Linked DNA regions of Mus musculus: region 1 is linked to region 2. A link is a loop called in an ENCODE intact Hi-C map of the cell type or tissue named here. Cell type or tissue: heart. All regions are shown on one strand. Links, peaks and the distances in the headings refer to the core of each region. The heading gives the core; the rest is flanking DNA. Region 1 holds the start of Mid2 (midline 2). Region 2 overlaps Mid2 (midline 2).

Region 1 (11,220 bases), core at 2,105-10,104, 57 kb before region 2:
CTTCCACCCCCCAAAATATCAGTTCATATCTTAAGGGGCGGTAGAGTTTATTACAGAGCCAATTTAGTAATTAGAATATCTGCATTTGAGGCTCTGAGTCATGTGTCTGGCCTCCCACCACGAGCCTGTTATGACTGTACTAGTTCTGCCAAAAGAGTCTCTCCATATTCTCACTATGGATTGAAAGTTAGGGTAGATCTAGCTCAGGTTGCAAAGGTCATCTCTGGACCATAGTCTTTCATCAATTTACTTATATTATGTGGCAAAACTTAGCACTTATGATCCAGGTACTGTTTGATGTGTTGGAGATAGACCAGTGATAGATAGGCAAAACTCTCACTCTCATGGAATGCATATTTGTGTTTGTGCATGAATATATGAGGGCATAAAATAAACATATGTGTTGTTTTATATCTGGTGATAAGTTTCCAAAATAAAAAGGACTAGGGTGCTGGAGATGGTGCTACTTTAGGTGGGGTGATCAGAAAGGATTATCTGATCAGGTGCTCTGTAATCTAAGAGAAGACATTGGACAGACTTATGGAGAGTGGGAGGAAGTACAATTTGAAAGAGAGGTAAGAGCATGTGATGTTCTTGGGGGTGTCTAAGAGTGGTGTGTCTTGTCTTTTTTTTTTTTAAGATTTATTTATTTATTATATGTAAGTACACTGTAGCTGTCTTCAGACATCCCAGAAGAGGGCATCAGGTCTCATTACAGGTGGTTGTGAGCCACCATGTGGTTACTGGGGATTTGAACTCAGGACCTTTGGAAGGGCATCTCACCAGCCTCCGTGTGTCTTTTCAAGGGTATTAGAAGGCCATTGTGCTTGGATTATTGTGGGCAAGGATGGGAGTTGTATAAGATGAAGTTGGAGAGTTTGGCAGAGAATGGCTACTGCCAGGTCTGCTATACCTTTTGCAATTTGCAATTTCTTTTAATGGCAATGAGAGGAGACAGAGTTTGTAGCAGGGGTTGAGGTTTTAAATGATTAGATTTCCATTTTGAAAGGATCATGGGCCAGAAGTGGGAAAATGAAAACCTGACTAGATTACCAGTTAGATGTTGGGCGCTGGGGCATGGAAAGTGTCTAGGATGGCATGCCAGAGTCTGTTTTAGGTAGCTGGGTGATACCACTAAATGAAATGGAATGGGCATAGAAAGTGAGAGGTCCTTTTTGGCCATATTCTTAACATTGCCTATTAGGCAGGCAACTGGAGCCGGAAAGCACTGAGATTCATGTGAGAGCTTGGACCCAAGGAAGAGATCTGAGATGGGGAAATAAAACTGGGTATATGAATCACACTGGGATCCATCAGTATATGGATCACACTGGAAATCATAGGACTAGAGGGTCTCCCACTGAAGTGACTATTTATGGAAAGGGGAGTCCAGACCTGAGCTCTGTGGGATACAGTCTTCAGGGATAGAAAAACAGGAGGAAGAAACAACAGAACCTGAGGAACATGTAGTGAGGTGGTAGGAAAACCAGGAAAGGTGTGTTGTTGTGGAAGCCAGACAGTAAGTAACCGACACTGTTGATTGGGAAGACCTGGTCGGTGGTAAGATTTAGATTGGCCCTGATGGCACATTAAACCTCTAGGACCAATGCAATGCAGAGAGCAAACATACATGTTTATTAGAACAACTCAGAAAAGTTATAAAACATGAAAACGGTAGCAGAGTGGAAATGAAAGAATAAAATGCACCAGGCACATGCTATTTCTCCACAGTAGGAACATAATTATTTTGAACCACTCTCTTTCAAGCAGACTGTGGAGTGCATTTACCACTGGAGTTTTAGAACAGTGTCCTATTGACAAGACTGTGCCGAAAGTGCTTTTCTTCTCACCATCCTGTTAAGAGCTGCTTGCTTAGAGAAGCTTTTGGTCAACCTCTGGATTTCAGACAAGTAGCTGCTTCTTTTGAGAGCAGTATAAGGTCCCCTTCTGCAGAAGCAATGATGTTCTTGTACAACAAAATCAGCCTTCTGTGATTTTTTTTTCCCTTGTGGAACAGACTGGCCTCTGTGCTGTTCTCTGAAGAAAGTATCTGCAGCCACTCCCTCCCCCTTACATTCTCAGTTGGAAAAAAAATAGCCCGATGAGCTGTCCCTTTCATACTGCAGGCCTGTGGTGTGGTGAGTCAGCTTCAGACTAATTCAATTAAACACCTCCAGCTGAATCTGTCAAACAATTTTTTTTATGGGCCCAGATTTATTTTGTTAATAGGATCAACATATGTTATATACAAAGGTAACCATTAAATAATTATAAACAAATAATTTCATCACATACTCCCAGCCAATTTTGCATCTCATGCCAGATACAAAACATTTACTTTAATAAATTTACAGTGAGCAATTTGCATAAAACCGTTGAAAGTGGGGATATTTTCAAAGCAGCTGCTTATGTGATGTGATTAGCAAAATCTCCCCATCCCCCACTCCCACCCACACAAGCCATTAGTCATTCCTTTGAATTAATACATTGAAGGCCTCTGTTAAAATTAAAATATTATCTCCTAATAGAGAGACAAATGAAGCTATTAACATTTAGCTTGAGTTAGTTGATTGAATTCCTTAATCACTTAGCAAGGTCCTTTGTAAAAGGAACCCAGCAGCTGTTAAGTCGTGAGGAGGGGAAAGGAAAGGTCCAGAACATTCCCTAGGGAGGAGAGGCAGGGTTGGGTATTTTGTGCAGGGCTCTCTTAAGCCAGAGACTCTGAAGCACTGGAAACTCAGGTGCAGGGGAGATGGACTAAAATACAAAGGGTGGGATCATTTCTAATGGGTGAGAAAAGCCATTAAAATCAAACCTCCTTTACTGTTAGCTCCACCAAGATGGAGCTAGCTTTGTTCAGGTACACCCTAATGAAAGTGGTCACTCCGTTATGTTCTAGAATAGTCTTCACTGCACTGTGGGGGATCTTACCAAGTGAGACTGTAGTGCAACTGAGTTCTCACTTCAATTTGTGACTCATTCTTTTTGTAGTCATACCTTTTGTTTTGTTTTAAACTAAACTATCAAAAAGCTTTCCTTTTTTTTTTGTTTAATTTTAGTGTTCAAGACAGGGTTTCTCTGTGCATTCCTGACTGTCTTGGAACTCACTCTGTAGACCAGGCTAGCGTCAAACTCAGATCCACCTGTCTTTGCCTCTCTAGTGCTAGGACTAAAGGCATATACCACCATGCCCTATCCATAAAACATTCTTAACGCACAATATGCAGTTATTGAAAGATCTCCATACAAACTAATCTCAGTTCTAGGTTTGAATCGTGTACAAGGTGTTACCAGGCTCGAAGATCTATCTTCCACAGGTGGAATAATCTATAGTTGTCCAGTGTGCTACTTCTATCTTTCACTTTTTAACAACATACACTTTGACACTTTAACCACTTTTTAGTGTTCAATTCAGTAGCATTAAATACATTCACAAAACAAATTATTTCTAGAAAAATTTCAAAAATCCAAGACAGAAACCATGTACGCTTTAAAGGATGTTTCATTTCCTTCTCCCACTGGTCCCTAGCATCCTCCATTCTACTTCCTATCTCAATGCTCCTTACCCTTTAAATTTGTTTCTAAGAGGTCAATAAAATATTTGAGAAATGCAAAACAACATATACAGTGCTGGATGCTTACCTGTCATGGTTTGGGTTTGAAATGTCCCAGCAAAAGCTTATGTGTTGAAGGCCAACTTGCCCACTCTGTACCAGTGGGTGTTCCAAGCGGGTCCTTTGGGAATGAACTGAATCACAAAGGCTTTAACCTCATCAACTGACTTGTCCACTGATGCATTCATGGTTTAAAGGACTATTGGGAGGTGGTGGAAACTAGGAGCTGGGACTTGGTTATAGGAAGTAGGCCCTTAGGTATGTGCCCTTGAATGGTATACTGGGACTCTGAACTCCTATTCCCACCCCCTCCTCCTCCCCGTCCTCCCCTCTCCTCCCTCCTTACTGTGAGGCAAGTTCCTTTACAGTCCCATCATGGTGTTCTGCTTCCCCATAGCATCAGAATCAATAGGACCAGTGACTACAGACTGAAAACTCTGAAATCATAATCCAAAATAAATCTTTCCTCCTAAGTAGTTTCTCAGATTTTCATCACAGTAGCAGAAAGTTAACATTGTTTCCTTCCTATTCCTGTCCTCCAGATAACCAGTGCAATCAACTTTAGAGGTATCTTTACTGAGAATACTTATTTGTCCACAAATATCCCTACGTCCCTTTTCACACTACTAGACGTATCGCCCTTAGTTTCCTAGTTACTAAACAACCTGGGTCTCTCCGCAGGCAGACTGACTCCAAATAAATGTAAATATAGATGCACACACATAAAATATACATATATAATTATTTCTAATATTTGTGTGGTGAATTTGCCCAGCAAATCAGCAGATTTCTGACTCATGAACTTAAAAGAAATCAAGTGTTTTATTGAGTCAAAGGTCCTATGGTAGAGAATTTACCCATCTGACCTTGTCCAAGAATACAGTATAATCCTGTTAACCAAATACAACACATCTCCACTGTTTTATTTCCCATTTTCCTGATGATTAGTCACATTAAATATCTTATTATCTGCTATTTTTCTATTTTTGAAAAATACCCATTTAAGTTCTCTGCCCCTTTTAAAACACATATTCTAGACAGTAAGTCCTTATCATGCATATATGGTTTTAAAACATTTTCTCCCATTCCCAATGTGTCGGTTGTGTACTCTGCTGTGTAGGTGTTGGTGCTATGTAGTCTCATTTGTTTGGTTTTGCTCTTGTTGTCTGTGCTTTGGATATGACACATTAACTTTTACATCTCTTGGTGCTGTACTTCCTTTTAGGTAATGTGGTTGGGTTTTTCCCTTCATTTCCACTCCAGTGTTCTCTAGCAGGTTTGTTTAACAGTGCTGTTGGCTGACTGCTATTGGTTCCCTGATAAGACACACCCATCTACCTTCATTTTTTTTTCTGGATTTGTTCCCAAGCACAGTAATGGGAGGCCCATGTGAGAGGGGCTGTTTCGGATTGCTTTATTCCTTCCTCATTTTGAGTGGAGCTAGAAAGAATATCCTCTGAGGTGGCTTCCTTCTCTCATCTACCTTTTAAGTGTGTGTGTGTGTGTGTGTGTGTGTGTGTGTGTGTGTGTGTTGGGGGGAGGTGGTAGTCTTTGAGCCAGTGATAGGTTAAAAGACAGGCTGTATCCAGACCAATGGGAGGCTCCTGGCTTCCAAATGGATCTTATTAGGGACATTGTATTCTGGATGGCTAGCATCTGCCTCATTGTCCTCTTGGCAGTGACCCTTTTGTATTGGTCAAGGATCTGAAGGTGCAAAAGAAACCTTACCCCATACACTTTTAGTGGCTTTAATCCACCTGAACAACTTGTGCCCAAGTCCAATAGAACATTGCCATTCTCCCTTTGTCAAAAGAAAAAGGGGTTGGGTTTCCTTCAATTGTCTGCCCTTCTCTGTCTCCTCCACTATTTTTGTTTTACTCTCTAGTTAACTTTGCATACAACAGCTTCACCAGTAGGACCTGTGAGGAGGATCCAGGCACACTCTTTTCATTGGCGAGTGCAACAGCCTTCTCCTTGCTCTCATCTGGGGGTTTGTGGATGTAGAAGGGAGGTAGGTGGGTGAAGAGTTTGGCCACAGTCTTCCTTCTGCGCTTCACACACACCACCCGGTCGTGGACGCGCAAACACACACACACACACACACACACACACACACACACACACACACACGCTCGTGCGCGCCTGCTCAGGCCCCTTCTCCCTGTGTCTTCCATCAAGATGACAGGGTGCTGGAGAAAAGGCTGCTGGAATCAGCTGGTAGGTACAGTAGTAATCTGAACCCCACCCACCCACTGCCTTTGCTTGCTCGGGTTTCTCTGGTCACTCCTGCCAGGGGAGAAAACATGTAAGCGCGCCTCCAGAGGAGGGGCACGGGGAGTTGGGAGTGGCGGGGGCGGCGGAAGGTGAGCCTAGGAAGGTGGCCCAGCGCCCCTTCTGCCCGGCCCCTCCCCGTGCTCCCGTAGGGTGTCAGCCTCGGCTCTGCTTGCCCCCACTCCACCCTCCTTTCGAAGGGATTGCCTTTTTTTTCCCTCTGCTGCGGCGGAAATGACAGTGTGGTGCTGCGGTGGTGTCATGGTGCTGCCTCTGGACCGAGAGGCGAAAACTCTTTAAGTTTAGCCCGGGAGACCTAGACGCGGGAACGTCGCGGTCTCCGTGCTGTCCCCCGTGGGGCGCGCGGGCTGGCGGATCCCGGCTGTTGCGCGGCGGCGGCGGCGGCCGCAGCGGCGAAGGCGGGCGGCGGCCTAGAGTGGTGGTGGCGGCGGCGGCGGCGGCAGCAGCGACAGCGGCCCGGGAGCTTGCACGGGAGCCCGAGCCAGCTTGCTGCGGAGGCCGGCGAGCGCCCGGCGCTCCCCGGCGCGCGTAGGAGATGGCTGGCACCCGGGAACAATATGGGTAAAACGCGTCCCCTCGCCGAGGCCCGGGGGGATGGTGGTGGTGGTGGGGTGGCTAGTGTCGCCGCCCGCGCCGGGCTTGGCCCTGGCTGGCTCCTGCTGCTCTTCAGGTGCCGCCGGGGCTGGAACTGGCCGAGGACACTTGGGCTTGGGGGGGGGGGCGGCAAGAGGGGGGAGACGGGGTCCTGGCGGCAATGGCAGGGCCCCGGTTGTCTGTCACACTGTTGTGACCCGAGCTCCTGCCGCTGCCCTCCTGGGAAGGAGTTTGCACTCCTAGATCCCAGGCTGGGGACCGGCCCGAGGCCTCCCGCTTGGCCAGGCCGAGCAGGGAGAAAGCAGTGGAGCGGCTCAGCTCTCGTGGCGCCTAGGCGCAAGTCTGGGAAAGGGCGCAGCCGCCTTCCCACGCTCCCGAAATCCACGGCGTCCTCGGCCCGGGCGGCGCCCCGAGGTCGGCGGTTGGCTCAGTGGTGCTGGCGCAGCAGCCTGAGATTCTGTGGACACCCTGCGAGCGGGAACCCCGGGAGAAACTTAATTCTCCCTCCCCTTTTCCTCCCTGCTGGGGAAACGATCTTCAGGTCTCTGTCTGGGTGGTTCTTTATTTCTGGCCTAGCTGTGAAAGCAGCCCCGTGGGGGGGGGGGGGGTGGAGAGGGAAAAACTTGAGTGTGTCCATAGGACACACTGCGACTGAAGCAGGGACAGGGGAGCCTTTTCCATTCCGGGCTCATAAAAATTACTGGAACATTACTGGTTATGAGCTGGCTTGGGTTGTTTCGCACTTCACGTGCAGCATAGTATTTATTTATTTAGGAGGCATTTCGATTTAGAGGAGGAAATTAGGATCCAGGGATTGTTGGACTCTTCACTTTCCCCACTCTTCCACACTCCTTAGGTACTGTCTCTATTCAAGCCCCCACATCTCCCACCAGAGTTCCTGCACTCTCAGCTTTTCTCTGTCAACCTGTGCAATGCGGCTTCTTGCTTTTCAATCACTTTGATTTTTTTTGAAGATTTTGGAGGGTGGGGCTGCTGAATGGCATTAGTTGTGTGTCTGTCTCTAAGGAGGAGTATTTATGAAGCAAGACATTGGAAACTGTAATAGTACACAACTATTGTGTGGGGATTAATTAATCTGATTCTCGAATTGGACCACAAGAGTTGACTTTAATCCCATTCCATTTCCTCTCTGAAATCGAATCAGATCTCTGACACTATTCCAATAGAAGATGGAGTTGCTAAATGGAGAGTTTACATTCTTGCTCACTTCTGCTTGGGGAGCTTTTGCTGTACCCTAGATTCCTATCCCAGCATCCCCACCTTTTTTTAACCTCCTCCTCTCTGCTCATCACTGCCCCAAGGGAGAATCAATCTTTGCTATTTTTATATATTCCTGCTCAATCAATTAGCTTAACACAGACTCATAATATGAATTAGATTTCTCGTGATTGTTCCTTACAAAACTCGTTTCATGTGGTTGAAACACAAGCCTGGAAGCCAAGAAGATCAGAGAGTTCATTCCAGATGTGACGTTGCATTGGCTTTAAGGCCTTTAGACATTTGTATGACCTCTCTTTCACAGTTGCTTCACTTGCATAAAAGGCATAATATTGTGTACTGGGTATTGTGAGTATTGGCTTGGTCCTTTGAAGATAAAAGGATTCTATAAACCTCAGCATTATACTCTTCAATGAAAGCACTTCATTTATCCTTTATTGGGTTACTGGATTGACTGGGTATAAATGGGAACACTAATTTACAGGAACCCTAATTTGCCATTATTAGTTCCCTTGAGATTCAAATTATCATTGTAATTTAGATCTTAAGTCAATTTGTTTCATGAATGTATATGCAACTGAATGGAAACATATATACAATTAGGCATAGAAAGTAATGGTGATGATTTTAAGTCGAGTCATAAATCATATTGATTACACTTTACCCTAACAATGTGAGTCAGACTCATTTGAATATTCAACCTCACCCATTTTTTTAGTCTACATGGGGGGAGTTAGTTAATGACCAATAAAAGTAATATAGATACATTTAGGTCTGGCTATATAAGCAAAATTAGCACCTAGCAGCAGTGAGTCAATATTTTTCAAAGCACCTTTAATGTACAGAAGCCTCTGCTGTCTGTGTTGAGTGAGGACCTGCCCTTGACCCAGTATTTTGGGCTCATATTTGCCCTATGCTAAACTCTACTTACAGTTCCATGGCTCCATGGCTAGGATGCAGTCAGGGTGGGTGATGTGTGGAGTAGGGAGAGAGGGTTATGGCACATGAAGAGCTGTCTCTCCTATTTACTTTCATGACTACTGGGATTCCTGCTTAGCATGTTGTACCTTGCAAGACCACTTCTGAGAGGCACTTGCTGCAAATGAGTGGCTTGGTTGCTTCACAAACATATCATCTGAACAGCGCAAATTGACTTAGATAAAATTGGTTTGGTTAATCCCTCCTCTAAAAACAGGGCAACTTGCTCCAACCTGCAGGTCTTAAAATAGTGCCAGTGGAGTGTCATAATTGCATCCAAGCAGTGTCCTGAGTGGTGAGCCTTTCCATTCTCTCCTCCCATAAAACCTGCTGACACCACAATTAGGAAGGAAACTACAGAAGAATGCATTTTGAATCATTGGCTTGATGAAGAGTGAAGAATATTGTCTCTGGTTGTCAGGTTTTCCTTAGAAGTAGACTTTCTCTTCCTTAACATGGATGTAGAGCCCCTAAAGACAAAGACAGGGATGCGGCACACAGTTAAGTCTCAGATGGCAGTTTTTAGCGATAACTACTTGACTGTCATTCGGTCTTTATACAGCTTGCTAAATTTCTAGATGTTAGCAATGGGACTCAGCTGCTAGAGGAGGCCCGAGGGTGTCTGAGGGTGCTCCAAGTCCATTTAGTATTGACTTTTTGTCCTGTCTTCTGTGCAAAAGAAAGCTGTGTCTCTGACACGCCTCCTTAAGCAGAGGGTCCTGACTCGACACACTCTATCATTAAAGTATGAGGTATGACATGTTTATGATGGATAGAATAAGACACTCACTTAAATTTTTACAGTTATTTATTTGTGTGAATGTGCGTGCATATGAGCATGCATGTGTGCCATAGAATACAAGCAGAGATTAGAGGAAAACTTGTGGAAATCTACACTTTTCTTCCACTGCATCAGTGTTTTGGATCAAACTCCAGCCACCAGTCTTGGTTGTCAGCAAGTTTACTCGCTGAGCAGTTTCACTAGCCCTAAATATAGTCACTTTTTTGAAAATTGGATACAAAGTATGATATTGTACTGTGTGTATTTCTGGATCCTCAACAAATACAGTGTTCATCACTGAGCGGTAACAGAGGAGGCTAGAAAAGTGCTTCTCTGTGTGTTGAGTCACAGCATCAAGTGAGAAGTTCAGATGACTGGTGGCAAGAAAAGACAATCCCACTCTATTGTCTGCCCTGGGCAGACTGTTAGTGCCCTTTCCCACTTCTCACCTTCAAGGGCCAAGAATCCTGTCGCCATCCATTTTCATAGATTAAAACTGCAGAAAGTTTTCTGTGCACTGTAGAAGGCTGTGCTCTGTGGCTTTTTCTGTCTGCTACCTTTTTCATCTTTTTTTTTTTTTTCATGACCATAAAATCACATAACATTTTTGATAGTCAGACTTCCAGAAAGCCTATAAACATGGCAGAGGCATTTGGGGAAAAGAAGTGACACCATCCCACCATCACTTTCTCCATGTGTTATTTGCCTGAATAGAGTATATACACTACGATGTTGGTTTAGTGTAACTGGGTTAGAAAAGTGTGGGTTCTTGTTTCTCCACCACACCCTGACTGCCTGACCTTGGGCTTTGTCTTAGCCTCTTTCTGCAGGTCAGACTCCTCTGGTTGATGATGAACAGTATCCTCTGGCTCTGCATCATCCTCTTACAGAGACCAGATGATCTGATAAAAAACAAACAAACAAACCCATTCTATAATGACAACTCTTCCTGAAACCTAAACTCCTAATATTTTGCAATTTGCTCTGATAGGAACATAAAGTGCAGGCATGGAAGACAGTGCTGACTTAGGAGAGCAAAGTGTGTGTGTGTGTGTGTGTGTGTGTGTGTGTGTGTGTGTGTATGTGTATACAGTCCAGAGATAGAAAAATGGTTTATAGTTCAGATTCCTCTATCACTGCGTCTGTAGCCTTTTGTTCAGTGTTGCTAGGATCCATGCGGTTCCCAGGAGAGTGGAAGCTTGATTTTCAAATAGGCCTCTGTTTTCTGTCTCCTGTTACTGATCAGAACTTGGGGTCCTCACAGCCTAACATTCAATAGAGTGCCCTACATACATATATTACAAGTTTTATTATGGAAAAGTAGAAATGACTGTCCATCCCAGTAGGACACTAAATACTTTAAAAATCACCAGATATTTAAAAATGCATCATTGAAAAAACAGAGGATTAGAAGTTCAGTCTTAAAATGGATGAAAATTTGCACTAGTAGCCTAGGTGAATAAGGTTCTTCTTCATTTGTTCCTCAGGCTTACAGCTCTGCCAGTGTAATCTGCATTATGAATCATACTTAAAATTCTTGTCAAATATTTTAAGTTACCTCAGCAAATCCATTTTTGGTTACCTTGATTAATCATTTTTAAATAATATTTTTATTCTGTGAAATCTTTATACATTTCTACAATGTATTTTGATCACACTTTCATTAATCTTTTGTATTTTAGGCAGATTGTGACTTTTGGTCTTGTTATTTTTGATATTCAT
Region 2 (11,220 bases), core at 1,102-9,101:
TCTACTTGACTGTGCTGCCTTCTGGGGTAGAAAAAAAAGTACTAATAAAACACAGAAACAGCACATGAAACTCCTCAAAAGAAAGAGGGGCCAGTTTTCCCAAATAATAGTTTTAGCTACAAAGAGTGTGATCAAAAAGCAGGACGACTTTGATGGTTCTAATGGAACGTGGGTGGGCTGAGGATCTAGCTCTATCGCTAGAGATACATTGAGCCCTCATGGGTTCAATGTCCAGCACTGAATGAATTCCTAGCACTTGGGAGATAGAGGCAAGAGAATCAAAAGTTTAAGGTAATCCTTAGCTATGTGTACCTTGTTAAAAAGAGAGGGAGGGAGGGAGGGAGGGAGGGAGGGAGGGAGGGAACATAGATAATCTGTTTCAGAGTTGGCAGCTCAGCTTACGTTGGAACCAACACTAACAAGCTTGCTTGATTTTTTTTTTTTATTCCTATGGACCTGTTAATCATTATCCATAAAATGCAGACATCACTCTGATCCATATACCTCTTGGGTTGCTGTAAAGATAGATATAGACATGAAATAGCTTACAGAGCTCTCTTTATGCTAAACCATGATGACTGTACAGTACTGTTATTCTCTCCATGGCCTCACTAGGTAGATATGGGTGAATGAAGTTAACGGTGTCACTAAGGGCAAATTTGTATGAGAAAGTGGCTCTGTAAAGTTAGGTTTTTTTGTCTAGCAACTATTGGGGTGGGGAAAACAGGCTTACTTGCCTTACCTTAAGAGTAGTTGAGAGAGTTATGTAATATAAAATTTATGTAAAATTACACACACACACACACACACACACACACACACATATATATATATATGACCACAAATACATACGTATATATGTACATATATTTTGTAACTTACAGAAACTTTTTTCTGTTATATTCACAGAACATTCACACACAAGTATATGTGTGAATGTATATATGTATATGTATATGTATATGTATATGTATATGTATATGTATATGTATATGTATATGTATATGTATATATAATGGCTTTTCACAGCAAGGCAACACTCATTGAGATCTCTGGGTAAGCCTATTTCCTTGTGACTCCAGCAGCACTTGTATAATGTCAGAGTTGCTGTTATTTTAATAACTGACTCTCTTTCCCACCCCAATGGCAGGCAGGCAGGCTAATAGGTTGATTCCCTGCTATGCTACATAGAATGGAAATTGAATGAGAGAAAGTAGACATTTGTTAGCAAGTGTTTTAATGAGCTTCCTGTATACAGAGATTTTACTCTGCTTGGAGCTCCCAGCACAGAACAGATGGAAAACTCCCTCCAGAAGCACTATAAAGAAGACTTAAATCTGAATGCAATTACAGTGATATATTTTTATAACTAAATGAATATGGTAGTTACCTTTCTTTCATTGACACCTATTTCTTTTAGATTCCAGCGAATATCTTTTGGCCCTCAAAGCCTGGGGATTGTGTTAATTATGGGGTATCCTAGAGCAGAAAAACAAGTTTGGGCCAGCCAAATTCTTTTCTAGCTAACCATATGAAATGTGATTGGTGTTTTGTCAAAACTCAGTGGTTGACTCCCTCCTGCCATTGCCCCTTTGCTCTGAATGATGATACTAAATAGGTGATGATGTGGTTCCTGGTAGGGAGAGAGTCAATCCCTCTGGGCACTGACCTTTTCTTCTGAATACTGATGGGAAGTGTGATAGCGTGGCACCAGGAGGATAGTCTGTCTTCCTTTTAGAGAGGAGCTAACCCTGTCCTACAGTGTGGAGGTCACTGTGTTCTCGAATGGGATCAAGAGCTACAGAAGGAAGAGTAAGGGAAAGGGTAAAAATGGTAAAAACAAATCATGCCTGGTCCGGGATGTCCCACAAAACAAAGCACATCACAGTTTTAAACCAAAGAAAAGTATTTCAGATGATAAAATGATACTTGCTTCTTTCTGCAGATGATGAAAAAGTTATAGGAGGAGTCACAGTTGCCATAGTCATAGATGTCATGGTGAAACAAGACAAAAACAAAAGGAAACTGACATTTTATCACACATTAGAAAGTGTATAAGATGATTAAATGACACTATCTAATAAACATATACAAAATCTTCTGAGATTAGTATTTCTATTATCCTATATAGAGTAGAGGAAACTGAGCCCACTTGTTGTAAAGGAGGCTTGTCTAGCAATATATTTTGATTTTATGCTCATTTTTTTAAAAATCCATTTTCAATTTTAATGGAATTTTGTTATGGTGAAGTTAGGCTGTCATCCCAGGAGTTCCAGAGAACTTTTCTTCCTTTATATTATCCTTAAGAATTTGTACTTAGAACATGTTCTGGGTGATATGCGCGCGCGCGCGCGCGTGTGTGTGTGTGTGTGTGTGTGTGTGTGTGTGTGTGTGTGTGTGTAGTGTAATATATGTGGACAGACACCAATATATTAATATAGATCTGTTTCTCTCCTTTTCTTAACTCATCCATCAAGTGCACTAGTCCTTCTTGCCATATGACTTAGTTGAGACCCATGGAACTATATCCTCAAGAAATACTTGTCTTTTGTCACAGAGATGAGACTATTCTGAGACTTCCTATCAGTTACGTGCGCAAACATGACTCATCATGTTCTTTTCCGTAGGGCTTTTTCCTCTGGTGCCTCTCTCCTCTCCTCACTCTTGACCTGACCTGTCCTGTCCAGCTCCGAGGAGTGCACTTTTCTGCTGTAGCTGATTGCATTCTTCTGCTTTGTTTTTTTGTTTTGTTTTGTTTTGTTTTGTTTTGTTTTGTTTTGTTTTGTTTTGTTTTCTAGTGGTCCCCTGCCTTTTCTGAACACGGACCGAGGATTTTCTGTTTTGTCCTCGGAAATCCACTGCTTCTGAAAGAAGCTCTTCTTTCTCAGAATAATTCCTTTCCTGTCCTTAGATGTTAGACTTGGCATTTCTCTGGACCTTCCAGTAGAGATTGCTGGCTCTGAATGTGTGTAGAGAATATTTGAATGCTGTATTCATCTTCAAGAAACGAAGGTCTTGGGGAAGAATGCTTATGACAGACATGAGTGCCAAGAGGGACTAAATTTTCCCTGCATCCCAGTCCAAGAATAAAGAAGGTATAAACTTTCCATTACTTGCCCTGTCTTTCCCTCCTTCTGTTATTCAGAGAAGCACAACCAGGGCAGCTTTGAATAAAGCTCATGTAATAGTCAGAAACTTACTTTCTGGGACTACCATTGCCACCCACATGGTACATGAACTTAAGCAGAGCATCATGTGGGCACCTCTACTATACTGTTGTACTGAAATTTCCTGACCATACATATATCATGTGTTAAACTAACAGCTTCCTGAAGGCAGGAGTCATGGCTTTGCCATAGTCATTTAGAAAACTGCTATGCCTAATGGTTCTTTCTGATCCATTCTGTCACCACCCTGCCCCTCACCATCCAGGTTCCATACTATCCAAAAGTTTGGGCTTTCTACAATGCAAATGCATTATGCCACTTCTCTTTCACAAAGACTTCAGTGCTTCCCCACTGCATTTAATGTAAAGGTATGTAAGACCCACCATGATCAGGACTGTGGTTCCCTTCATAGTCTGTTCTTTTAGCATCTGCATTTCATGTTTTGTTCACCAACTTCACAAACACTTATGTTCATGTTTACCCTTGGCCAGGCACTTGAGGTACAGTGATGGACATAGACCTTGTCTACGCAGGAGCTAACTGGTTTTCTTTTCTTCTGGCTGACTGTCCTATAAAGCACTGTTGAAGACTCTTCCTCCCCAGGAAAGCCATGACCCATGTTCCATCCATCTTCCTTGCCCTTCTTCTACCTAGTTTAGGTTCTTCCCTTTCCTATGCCCAGAGTACGCCAATCATACTTTCACCTCTGCACTTTTGTGTATTAATTTTTTTTCTCTCCACCAGACAAAACTCTAAGAGTAAGATATCCTGTAATTGTATTCATTCTTTTCTTGTGCAGTACACCCCTACAGCAACTTCCCATCATCCTTACTCCTCCAAGCTCCCCCTCCCCTGCCTTCTCCCCTAGATCCATTACTCCTACATTTATTTTCCTTCAGGAAAGAACAGGCCTCCCAGGGATACCAACTGTAAATACACAATAAGTTACAATAAGACTAGGCACAAACCCTCACATCAAGGCTGGATGAGACAACTCAGTAGGAGGAAAAGGATCCCAAATAAAAGCAAAAGAGCCAGAGACACCCCCATTCACATTGTCAGGAGTTCCCCCAAAACACCAAGCCAACAACCATAACATATGTGCAGAGGACCTAGCACAATTGCATGCAGGCTCTGCAATTACCATGTCAGTCTCTGTGAATACCCCACCCCCACCCCAACCCCCATGAGTCGCATTTATTAGTTCTCTGGGCCTTGCTCTCTTAGTGTCTTTGACCCTTCTGGCTACCACAATTCTGCCTCCCCATCTTCTGTGGGGGTCCCTGAGCTCTAGGGGGAGGGGCATGATGGAGACTTCCAACCTAGACACTCTGCCTAATGTTTGGCTGTGGGTCTCTGTAGCAGTTCCCATCAGTGGCTGGAGGTAGCCTCTTTTATGATGATTGGGCTAGACACTGATCTCTGAATATCATTATGAATGATTTCCTAATTTTTTTTTTGGCCATGTTCAGTTTTACCCTAGGTTTCTGGGCTACCAATCCTCCAGTTCCTGATCATCCAGGCATTGTCCAGCATGGGTTTCCTCTAATGGAATGGCCTTGAATTAGACCAGTCACTTGTTTGGCCACTCTTACAAGTTCTGCACTACTATTGCCCAGCACATCTTGTAGGCAGGACAGATTGTAGGTGGAAGGTTTTGTGGCTGGATTGGTGTCCCACCCCACCACTTGGAAGCCTCGCCTGGCTATAGAAGATGGCCAGTTCAAGCTTAGGCTCCATATCCCCCATTACTAGGAGTCTTCACTAGAGTCCCCTTCATAGATTCCAGGCAGTTTCCACTTCACTCGGTTTCTATGTCCCCCCCCCATATGCCCTCCAATTCCAGTCATCTGTCCCTATACTTTATCCCTCCATATCTCTTCCAATTTGATCCTTCCTCTTTCCATCCATACTATCCCCCAGTCCACCAGCAAAATCTATTCTGTTTCCCTGTCCCAGGGAGATCCATGCATTCCCCTATAAGCCTCCTTGTTACCTAAGCTCTTTGTGTCTGTGGGTCGCAATATAATTATCCTTTGCTTTATAGGCAATATCCACTTATAAATGAATATGTACCATGTTTGTGTTTCTGGGTTACCTCACTCGGGATGATTTTTTTTTTCTAGTTGCATCCATTTGCCTGCAAATTTCATGTCATTTTTTAAACTGCTGAGTAATATTCCATTGTGCAAATGTGGAGAAAGAATTTTTTTTTAACCAACTCCACATCTGATAGAAGGCCAATATCCAAAATATATAAAGAACTCAAGAAACTAGACATAAAAGGAACCCCAAACAATCTAATTTAAAAATGTGGTACACATCTAAACAGAGAATTCTCAATGGAGGAATCTCAAATGGCTGAGAAGCCCTTAAAGAAGTGTTCAACGTCCTTAGCCATCAGGGAAATGCAAACCAAAACTACTTTGAGATTCCATCTTAAACCTGTCAGAGAAGCTAACATAAATAACACAAGTGACATCTTGTTCTGGCGACGACGTAGAGCAAGGGAAACATTTCCTCATTGCTGGTGGGAGTGCAAACTTGTATAGCCACTATACAAGTGGGATTTGTATGGTTTACAAATGGGATTAATATGGTTGTTCTGTAGAAAATTGAGAATCTATCTCAAGACCCACCTCTACTACTTTTGGGCATCTAGCAAATGGATGCTCCCTTCTACTGTAAAGACGCTTGCTTAACTATGTTCATAGTGGCTTCATTCATAATTGCCAGAATCTGGAAACAATCTAGATGTCCCTCTACTGAAAACTAGATAAATAAAATGGGGTATATAAGCTTCTTTTGTTTTATACCCAGCACATGGCTTGGTACTAGCACTGTTAAGAAAACGATGATTAAGTAAACAGCTCCCCCTGGTGGCTAGGTTTTCGAAGTATAGTTTTTAATGCCCCAGAAGGGTGAACCAGTTACCCTGGTAAGGTAATTTTTTCTTTCAACAGTAAGAAAGGAAGTATTTTAAAATATGTGGTCTCCTAAAACCTATGTTGTTATTTAGACATTTCTCCGTTTTTTCATATTTCAGCAAACAATATTGAGATGACAAAACAGATCAAAGAAAACAATTTTGAGCCATCTTGTAAAAAGAAAATATAAGCGCTATTTGTCTCATGTAGTGAAAAAAATGTAACACGGCACAGTTCTCCTTCAGTATCCATGGAGGATTGGCTCAGATACCAAAATTCTCAGATGCTCAAGTCCCTGGCATAGCAGGATTTAGTATTTGCATATAATCTAACTATATCCTTGTATATACTTTAAATATTTGCAGATTACTTATAATAGCACAGTGTAGCGGCTATATAAATAGTTGTTGTACTAAATTGCTTGGGAATAAGACCAAATATCTGTACATATTCAATACGGATGCCAATTTGTTCAGATATTTCAATTATGAAGTTGATTAAATCCACAGGTACGGAACTTACAGATGTGAAAAGCTATCTGTATAGGCTTTGTTCATTATATCTTGACTTCAGAGTCAACACAGTCATTCTTATTCGTTGACTGATTCAACTGATACTTGTAGCTTTACCTACAGTATGTCAGGCACTAGGCTACATGTTGTGGATTCAGTTGTGAGCAAAACAATGGCCCCACCATTAAGGAGCTTGCATCCAAGTTAAGAGGCACAATTTTTTTGTTTGTTTTTGTTTTTTGAGACAGGGTTTCTCTGTGTAGCCCTGGCTGTCCTGGGCTCACTCTGTAGAGCAGGCTGGACTCAAACTCAGAAATCCACCTGCCTCTGCCTCCCAAGTGCTGGGATTAAAGGCGTGCACCACCACTGCCTGGCAAACATTTTTAAAACATATTCTTATTAAGAATTATGACTGGTATAAAAATAATGAAGGATGCAGAATGATATATGTGTGGAGGGAGAGGCATAGAACGAGAGACACAGAGGAAGAGATTGAGATTATATTGGATTCAACTATTTTACCAGACATTTGTAATTGTTAGAGTTTCAGAAAACTACAGAAATGTCTCCCTAGGCATGCCTAAAAGCTTATAGGAACTCTAGAGAGTTTCCTTTTTTGTTTGTTTACATTTTGACTTGGGAGGAGGCGTATATTTTGTCATGTATATGTATTCTCATGATCACTACTGGAATTAAGTCATTTTGTTATCTCCCCTTCAAAATCACATGTGCTACCTCCTTTTAAAAATTAGATTTAGGTATTTATTTCTACTTTATGTGTATGATGTTTTGCCTGCATTCATATCTGTGCACAGACTGCATGTCTGGTGCTCACAGAGACCAGAAGAGACTGTTGGAACCCCTAGACCCGACATTACAGATGGTTGTGAATCATTGGATGTGCATGGTGGAAACTAAACCTGCAAGAGCAGCCAGTGCTCTTAACCACTGAGTTGTTTGTTGAACCCCATGTGCTACCAATTTGTAGTATAGTCACATCTGTCTTCCTTATAGCCACTGGTCTGTTCATCATTATAATTTTGTCATTTCTGTAATGTTTTGTAAGTAGAATCATATAGTATTCAAAATAATTATGATTTTCTGTGTCACTTATAATGCCTCTGTGATCCATTCAGCTTGTATCAATAGTTTTGTTCTATGATTTTATATGGTTGGGAGGGCGTTCTGTTATATGAATGTTCCATTGTTTGCTTATTCTTGCTCTCAGCAGGGAATATTTCGGTTGTTTCCAGCTTTGGGGCTATTATAGTAGTTCATATTAGTTGTGTGTGCACGCTTGCATAAATGTTCTTATTTGTAGAGTAAATGCATAGAGGTACAAGTTAGAGACTTGTATCTCCTTGTGGGTTTGTAACCAGTTACTGTGTAGTAGAGAAGTAGTGAGTGAAAGAACACCAGATGAGCAGTCCAAACACAGCTCCAGAGTGGCGTTTAATACGATGTTGGATGATTCTGTCCTGTTTCCAGAACTCACAATTTAGCAATACAGTGATAAGGTTGAAATCTATGAGGTTTTTCAGTCTTTTTCAAATCTAATCTGTTCATAGTTCTGATGGGATATGTATGTGTGTATGTATGTATGTATGTATGTATGTATATGTATGTATGTATTGTTTTGTTTTGTTTTTTGGGTGTTTTGTTTTGGGTTTTTGTTTGTTTGTTTGTTTGTTTTGTTTTGTTTTTTTGAGACAGGGTTTCTCTGTGTACCCCTGGCTGTCCTGGAACTCACTCTGTAGACCAGGCTGGCCTCGAACTCAGAAATCTGCCTGCCTCTGCCTCCCAAGTGCTGGGATTAAAGGCGTGCGCCACCACTTCCTGGCTGCATGTATGTATTCTTACTTATTCACTTTACATCATGCTCACTGCCTCCATCCCGATCACCCCTGCCCATGACCCTTCCCCCATTCCCCCCACCCTTCTCTTCTGAGCCCAGGGGCTCATACTTGTTATCCCACAGACCCTGGCACATCAAGTCGCTGTGAGACTAGGTGCATCCTTTCCCATTGAGGCCAGACATGGCAGCCTGGATAGAAGAACATAGCCCATGGATAGGCAACAGCTTTTGGGACAGTCCCCCGTTTCTTCCAGTTTGGGACCCACATGAAGACCAAGCTACACATTTGCTGCATATGTGTAGGGAGTCCTAGGTCTAGCCCGTGTATGATCTTTGGTTGGTGATTCAGTCTGAGAGCCCCAAGGGTCCAGGTTAGCTGACTCTGTTGGTCTTCCTGTGGAGTTCTTATCCCCTTTGGGGCCCTCAATCCTTTCTCTTGTTCTTCTATAAGAGTCCCCAAGCTCCTTCCACTGTTTGGCTGTGGGTGTCTACATCTGTCTGAGACAGCTGCAGGGTGGAGCCTCTCAGAAGACAGCCATGCTTCTGTCTGCAAGCAGAACAGAGTATCATTAATAGTGTCAGAGATTGATGTTTGCACATAAGATGGGTCTCAATTCGGGCCAGTTATCAGTTGGCCATTCCCTCAGTCTCTACTCCATTCCCCATTCCTGCATTTCTTGTAGACGGGATAATTTTGTGTTTGAAAGTTTTGTGGGTGGGTTTTTGTTCCTATCGCTCTACTGGTGTTCCTGCCTGGCAACAGAAGGTGGCCTTTGAGGGGTTTTTATTTTTAAAGTAGGTCTCTACCTCATTTCACAAAGAAAATTTAATTGTGTACATACATAAAACACTAGATGCAAAGTCTAGGTCATACCTTTCCTGCTCTTTTCTTTCATGTCCTGAGCAATTGCCTTGTATAAAAAGGGCATATTGATGGAAACAGATGCAGCAGCCCACAGCCAAACATTAGGTGGAGCTTGAGAAATTCTGCCAAAGAAGGGGAGGAAAGATTGTCAAAGCCAAAGGGGTCAAGGACACCATAAGAACATGGCCTACAGAATCAACTAATCTGGGCTCACACAGACTGAATTGCCAACAAGGGAGCCTGCATGGAACAGACCAAGGCACTCTGCACATGTGTAACAGTTGTATAGCTTGGTCTTCTTGTGGAACTCCTCACAGTGGGAGGAGGGGCTGGCTCTGACCCTCTATTTATTTATTTATTTATTTATTTATTTATTTATTTATTTACATATTTTCCTCAATTACATTTACAATGCTATCCCAAAAGTCCCCCATACCCTCCCCCCCACTTCCCTACCCACTTCTTCCCATTTTTTTGGCCCTGGCGTTCCCCTGTACTGGGGCATATACAGTTTGCGTGTCCAATGGGCCTCTCTTTCCAGTGATGGCAGACTAGGCCATCTTTTGATACATATGCAGCTAGAGTCAAGAGCTCCGGGGTACTGGTTAGTTCATAATGTTGTTCCACCTATAGGGTTGCAGATCCCTTTAGCTCCTTGGGTACTTTCTCTTGGCTCTGACCCTCTTAACTGCCTTTGTGACACTTTCCTTCTACTAGTTTGCCTCACATTGCGTTAATAGGAGAGGAGGTGCCTAGTCTTCCTGTAACTTGATATGCCATGGCTGTTTGATATCCATGAGAGACCTGCCCTTTTCTGAAGAGACACAGCGGAGGAATGGATGGGCAGGGGAGAGGGTGAGTGTGGGAAGATTGGGAGGAAGAGAGAAGGGAGGAGAAGCTGGGGTAGGCTTGTAAAACAAATAAGATTATTAAAGGGGTCACATTGAGGGAGACATTAGCTAACTTGAAGACTACAAAGGTTTCATGGTCTGATTCCGGGAAAGAAAGTTCTCCAAACCCAGCACCGAAATTACCATATTCAATTGTTCTAGAAAAGCCATTCCTAAGGCAGGTATGTGGAGCAAACTGGCCCTTCCCTATATTGTCAAAGATTTTTGGTAGGTAGGCAAGGGTAAAATAAGCATGTGTACATCAATTACATTTTCCACATGTGGGATGTATTGTATTTTCCTGTCAAATAAGAAAAATACACAGTGCTTACAGCAATTAATTCTAGAAAATGTGGTTATCCTGAGAGCAATCACTTCACTTAACACGCGCGCGCACGCGCGCGCGCACACACACACACACACACACACACACACACACACACACACACAGTGGTTAAAATCAGACATGTACAGCTGCCTAGTTTAAAATCCTGATTTTGACTCTAGCTGTATGACCTTGTACAGATGTCTACAACCTCTGTGCTTCTTAATTTCTTTTTCAGAAAGAATAATGATGGTGCCTTCCGCAGAGGGCTGGTAGGTTAACCAAAGCAGCTAAAATCCACGAGGTCATTAGAAAAGTGACAAGCAGCACAAAGTGTTAAGTATTGTGTATCTGTCCCATAAGCTGACAGGAAATGTGTCTCTTAGTCAATATCTGTCTGGTGCTCAACTCATTAGCATTCTTACACCACTGGAGATGGCTTAGCTCCCATTCCCCACTTGCTTGGCTTCAACAACTATTTCACATCCATATCCTAATGTCTCATGTCACTTCCTTGCCAACAAACAAACAAACAAACAAAAAACACCAAAAAACAAAGCAAACAAAAAAACCACCAAGGACCTATGGCTGTTAGAATTGTATAACTTTGCCCAAGTAACCTTTGCCTCTCTCCTAGGGTGTAGTTCCCCCAAGGGCGGGGAGCTAAAGATCATATTAA

What was found. Peaks named below come from ENCODE experiments on the same cell type or tissue, not always from the same donor. Only the 100,000 strongest peaks of a DNase experiment are listed, where the experiment ranks them.
Region 1: it touches region 2 in a loop (4-fold over the local background); 7 of 42 quality-filtered maps call a loop at or near these places.

The regions. Positions count from the first base shown.
Region 1 is chrX:140,658,812-140,670,031 of GRCm38, forward strand. It overlaps Mid2 (midline 2), which reads left to right and starts at 6,145. Exons shown (of 10, transcript NM_001358366.1): 1 at 6,145-6,467. The coding sequence starts at 6,464. In heart, for the core only: no CTCF peak of the experiment used is centred there; DNase peaks (open chromatin) are centred at 6,030 and 6,340; H3K4me3 peaks cover 3,355 bases; H3K27ac peaks cover 2,222 bases; H3K27me3 peaks cover 1,940 bases.
Region 2 is chrX:140,716,562-140,727,781 of GRCm38, forward strand. The region is part of intron 3 of Mid2 (midline 2); the gene reads left to right. Among named protein-coding and RNA genes, the nearest start is that of Gm23199, 42 kb to the left of the region's middle. In heart, for the core only: a CTCF peak has its summit at 6,050 (motif pointing left); no DNase peak of the experiment used is centred there.